Linked DNA regions of Homo sapiens: region 1 is linked to region 2. Evidence: read pairs that join two places in POLR2A ChIA-PET (ENCODE). Cell type or tissue: IMR-90. All regions are shown on one strand. Links, peaks and the distances in the headings refer to the core of each region. The heading gives the core; the rest is flanking DNA. Region 1 overlaps DDX10 (DEAD-box helicase 10). Region 2 has its middle 350 kb from the start of DDX10.

Evidence for each region. Peaks named below come from ENCODE experiments on the same cell type or tissue, not always from the same donor. Only the 100,000 strongest peaks of a DNase experiment are listed, where the experiment ranks them.
Region 1: POLR2A ChIA-PET joins it to region 2 with 5 read pairs; 3 of 35 experiments call an interaction of 5 or more read pairs at or near these places.

Annotation. Positions count from the first base shown.
Region 1 is chr11:108,677,682-108,680,607 of GRCh38, forward strand. It overlaps DDX10 (DEAD-box helicase 10), which reads left to right. Exons shown (of 18, transcript NM_004398.4): 5 at 634-754; 6 at 1,690-1,879. Among named protein-coding and RNA genes, the nearest start is that of DDX10, 14 kb to the left of the region's middle. In IMR-90, for the core only: no CTCF peak of the experiment used is centred there; no DNase peak of the experiment used is centred there; H3K27ac peaks cover 188 bases.
Region 2 is chr11:109,013,731-109,016,656 of GRCh38, forward strand. No RefSeq gene overlaps it. Among named protein-coding and RNA genes, the nearest start is that of DDX10, 350 kb to the left of the region's middle. In IMR-90, for the core only: no CTCF peak of the experiment used is centred there; a DNase peak (open chromatin) is centred at 1,711.

The DNA.
Region 1 (2,926 bases), core at 207-2,706, 340 kb before region 2:
TTGTTCTATCTTATAGCACATCTAGAATGCCTCTATCTGCTAGAATCTCCACTAGACTGTGAGGATAAATACTTCAATTTTTATGCAAACATGCACAAAAGAAGAAAGAATAGCATCACAAACCCTTACGTACCTGTTGCCTAACTTTAACAATTAACAACATTCTGTTTTTTCCCACCGCCTCCAGGACTGTGAGAAGTGGTTCTTGTATCAAGGAGAGAACCTCGGCTTTTTTCAGTTCACAAAGTACAGTCCTTGAGCGGTGTCAGAGTCTGTTCAATGTCCCTGGGTCCTGAATTAAAGAATGAGAGTGATTCCAGTTTATGTCAGTTCTGATCCAAATAGGAAATCCTGACTTGGAGTATTCATTTGATTATTTTTTTTTCTTAGCCTCAAAATCCTGGGTATGAATAAGAATTTAGAACTCTGAGCTCCTTATGTCTTCCTGTAAAGACTTTTATTTAGCCCAGAAATGTGGATATGGTTCAGAAATACAAGGGAAAAGTTATGTTTATTTCCAAGAGTATCTAAAATGTTGTGATGAAATGCCCATGCAGATGGCTTTTATAGCTTTGGTACACAGGCTGCTGAGAGTGATGTGTCTGTGTAATCAAAATAAATAACTGTTTTCAGGATCTAAAACACGAAGCTGAGAGGATCAACAACATAAATATACTCGTGTGCACACCAGGTCGGCTTCTTCAACACATGGATGAAACAGTATCTTTTCATGCTACCGACCTCCAAATGTTAGGTGAGTCAAATCAATTTCTAATTTAAAAAAAAAAAAAGCTCAGACTTAGGAGAGAGCCCTTATACATTTTTATGATAGAAATTTTATGTTAGATAAATGTTATGATTCAAAACAAACTTAAAAATTACTGAAACATTTTGGCATTTGGGCTCTAAACCCAGAAAGTAAAAGTAGACTTAAAAAAATCAGAAGAATGTATGTACGCTTATATGTGAAATTAGGCACGTTAGTATTAGACCATGCCAAGGTTTTTAACACCTGCTTCTAATAACTTGAAAGGTCAAATTGGCATTTTTTTAAATGAACTTTTTCTTTTTTGCTTGGGAATACTACCTGATGTGTATTTTTAAATCAACTTTATCTTTGAACATTTTTGATTTGTAGGAAAGTTGCAGTGGAGAGTTCCTGCATTATCCTTCAGCTGGTTTCCCCTAATTTTTTTTTTTTTTTTTTTTTTTTTTATACAGAGTTTCGCTCTGTTGCTAGGCTGGAGTACGGTGGCATGATCTCGGCTCATGGGTTCAAGTGATTCTCCTGCCTCAGCCTCCCGATAGCTGGGACTACAGGTGTGCACCACCACGCCCAGCTAATTTTTGTATTTTTAGTAGAGGCGGGGTTTCACAATGTTGGCCAGGATGGTCTTGACCTCTTGACCTTGTGATCTGCCCACCTTGGCCTCCCAAAGTGCTGGGATTACAGGCCTGAGCCACTGTGCCCAGCCTTCCCCTGGTGTTAATGTCTTACATGACATGGTACTTTTATCAAAACTAAGGTTAACATTGCTACATCATATAAATTCCAGACTTTATTCAGGTTTTACCAGTTTTTCCGCTAATGTTCTTTTTCTGTTTTAGGATCCAATCCAGGATACCCATTGCATTTAGCCTAATGTATATTTTACATATGATAGTTCAACTTGCATTTTCCTTTTTCAGTTCTTGATGAAGCAGATAGAATCTTGGATATGGGCTTTGCTGATACCATGAATGCTGTTATTGAAAATCTCCCCAAGAAACGTCAGACTTTACTTTTCTCAGCAACACAAACTAAATCTGTAAAGGACCTTGCACGCTTGAGTTTGAAAAACCCTGAGTATGTCTGGGTTCATGAAAAAGCAAAATATAGGTATGTACTCTTTGAGTCAATCAAGATAAATGTTTTTTACTTTTTTAGTTTAGGGATTTGGTATTTTAAATATCTGTTTTCTGGGAATTAAGACATTCTATGAGTTATTGGTTATGCAAAGCATAGTAAATATACCAGTTAAAATTACCCAAATTCTGCATATATCTTTAAATGTCAGGGTACTTGAATGTAGCATTTCCCAAAATGTGGTCTGGGAGGGGAACAAATGTTTTTCCATAGATGTTAAGAGGTATTTTACCATTTGCCAACACTACCTCTTAATAAACGAAGGGAGAAGGGATGAAATAGCAAATGGTGAGTCAAAGTGAAACAGTTTTATTTCTATTTCTCACAACCTTTAATATTTTCAGGGACATTGTGATTGTTGAAAGCAGTGGGAGGGAGGTGGATGTAGCTTGCTACATTTACCAAATTTTTTGGGTACGGAATCATCCTTTTTAGCAGGATTATGCAGTACTAATGTGTTATGGAACACATTTTATGAAGTGCATTAATATTTAGCAAAATACCTTTCAGTCTAAAATTCTAGCAACTATTGTTTTGTCTTGGTCTCATTAAAAACTAGAGCTTAAAGTATATGTGTTACAGTAAAAGTATGTATGTTTGTGATATGCAAGTAGTTGGGGAAATTTTTATTTATCTCTTTTTTTCGAGACAGGGTCTTGCTCTGTCACCCAGGCTGGAGTGCAGTTGTGTGAATATAGCTCACTACAGCCTTCAACTTCTGGGCTCAAACAATCCTCCTGCTTCAGCTTCCTGAGTAGCTGGGACAACCAGGGCATACCACCATGCGTGGCTAATTTTAAAATTTTTTGTAGAGTTGAAGACTTACTACATTGCCCAGGCTGGTTTCAAATTCCTGAGATCAAGCAATCCTCCCACTTTGGCCTCCCAAAGTGTTGAGATTACACTCAGGCATGAGCCACTGTGCCCAGCTGGGATATGTTTTAAGTTGTATTTTCATATGACAATTAGAAGCATATATATTTGGTATGAATCACTGCAGACTTCCAGGAGAAATGTTTT
Region 2 (2,926 bases), core at 223-2,722:
GGGTGAGAGAGAATTGTCTAGACTTCCCTGGTGAGAAGGGATCCAGAGTCTAGAGAATTTTCTAACTGGGTTTGTAAGGAAGGACTGATCTTTTATGTGACTGGCTTATGGGAAATATTAACAATTATTCTTGGCTTTTGTCTGTCTTAGCACAACAATCACTGACATTGTCTGTGAACTTTAGGTGGAAATATTACTTTTATAAGCTTCAAGACACCTTCTTTAGTTTATTCTGTGGAACCACATATGGAAATTGTCATTTTTCCCTTTGTCACAACTGGAAAAACAGAAAATTGAAAATATACAGAAAAATACAAAGAAGAAAAAAAATCATTGCAATTCTACTATATGGAGACAGCCAGTTTAAATATTTTCTTACTATTAAAAAACATTTAGCCTGTAGCTATCTATCTAGGTAGCTCTCTGTATCTAAATATCTAACTAGCTAGACATCTACCTATCTAGCTATCTAGTCAACTCTATTTATATTATGTGTTTTCTTAATAAAAATGCAATCATATGGTACTTGCTGTTTGATGATCTAACCTTTCTCCCTTTGCAACATATCATTAACTTTTTTTATATCATAAAGATATTCTACTACAGCATCATTTTAATGAATGTATTGTATTTCTTTATAAGAATATACTATTAGCTATTTCTCCAGTCTCAAATATAAATAATATTAATTAGGCATCTTTATCAGACAATCATCATACGTGGTGATTTCTAAAGGAAACAATATGCTTAAAAAACTACATGAGACAATGGTAAACTAAAAAAGCCAGTGATATTTGCCACATTACCTCTCAAAATGGTTATACTGTTTACCTTTTCCATCAACAGTTTATGAAAGTACCCATCTCCCCAAACCCTTGCCCACATCTTGTATAGACTTTTGTACAAACAAACCCATTTCTATTATTTACTATAATAGTTGTTAATTTGTCCAAATTTCTTAGTTTCTCTTAGCATTTCTTAGTCTGCTATGTGAAGAAAAAATAAATCCTTTCTAGGATTATTGTAAGGGTCAAATAAGATAATTTATTCACAACATTTAGCTCTGTACCTGGCACATAGAAAACATCCAATGAATATTTAGTCATCTAGAAGAGCTAGAAGAGTGAATGGCCAAGAACATGGTTTTGGAGTCCAAGTATCTGAATTAAAACTGAGTCTTCAGCACTGCCTAGTTGTGCGACCCTGGTAGGTCACTTAACCTCTCTGTACCTCATTCCCCGTAAAATTTAGAGAACAGTAATAGTAACTTCCTCACAGGCTTATTGGGAAGATTAATGAATGAATTCATGTCAAGTTCTTAGAAGGAATCTGGCTTGTTGCAAACACTCAATAAAAAGAAGCTATTGTTAGAAAAATATATAATATTTTAAAAATATGTTTAATGTTTAATTTACATTTATTTGGTTACTAGTAAGTTTACATAATTTTAGAAATTATGTGTATCAGTTACTTGCATTTCTTTTGCAAATGCCTATTCATGTTCATTGACCATTTTTTAATTGGCATGTTCATTTATTTTCTTTGAGATTTCTAAGAACACTTTATATATAATATACATAAGAACTGTTTTTGTCATATATGCTGCAAATATTTATCTTGATTTATCTCTTGCCTTTTATTTTTCTTGCCTACGAAGAAATTGAAACATGGCATGACTCAATGGAAAAAGATTCAGAACTCCTGCATCGGCAGGGTTTCCCTCATGGAAATTACAACTTAGTAAAGAAAATGAGTCATATACAAACGGAAATATAGCAAGTAATGAGAGGTAAGAGAGTAAATACGAAATAAGTAGTATCAATAGTAATGGCGAGAGTTGTCTACTTTGTAAAGCTTGTTCCATTGCTGTGCAGTTCAGGTGAGCTATTTTTGTATCATGGAGGTAGTGGGTAATATTCACCATTGAAGTGTCTGTTATGAAGTGATGTTTACCCTTGAAGCAGTGTGAAGTTTGGATTGGAAGATGATTTGAAGCTATGAGACTATCCAAGAGAATGTTGCCATAATCTGGGAATGAGGAGATGAGGAGCTTGATTAGGATACAACCTCAGAACCTTAATGGCAAGTGAATCTTGAAAATGTAGTTTCCAGTCTTCCAGTCCTTTCATACAGATAGAGAGCATACTCCCTGTCTCAAGGAGACCTCTTTAAACTGTTGTCCTAATAATCCTGTACTTACTACTCACCTAGAATTGATCCCACTCTTCATGCATCTGTTTCTCCCCTGGAGTGTGAACTTCTTGGGAGTGGAAATTACCCCATTTCTCTTTGTCTCTTCAGCACCAAACAGAGAGCCTGATTCATAGTGTTCAGTAATGACTCCTGAATACACAGATGGCCCTGCCAGAATCACTGATTTAGTATGGGGAGATCACATTGTTTATGAACTTAGAGCAAGGAGCCAGAGGAAGGAAAGACAGCAGGATAGATCGGAGATAGAGGAAACAGATGGGAGATAGGAGAGATGGGAATTAGAAGGGGAGAAGGGATGTAGAGGGGAGAGATGGGAGATGGTGGGGAGAGTGGGAGATAGAGGGAGAGATACGAGATAGAGGGGGAGGTGGGAGATAGAGGGATAGGTGGGAAATAGATGGGGAGGTGGGAGATAGGGGTAGAGACAGGAGATAGAGGGGGAGGTGGAAGATAGGGGTAGAGATAGGAGATAGAGGGGAGAGATGGGAGATGGGGGAAGGTGGGAGATAGAGGGAGAGGTGGGAGATAGGGGTAGAAATAGGAGATAGAGGGGGAGGTGGGAAATAGAGGAGGACGTGGGAGATAGGGGTAAAGATAGGAGATAGAGGGGAGAGATGGGAGATGGGAGGAGGTGGGAGATAGAGGGAGAGGTTGGAGATAGGGGTAGAAATATGAGATAGACGGGGAGGTGGGAGATAGAGGGGAGAGGAGA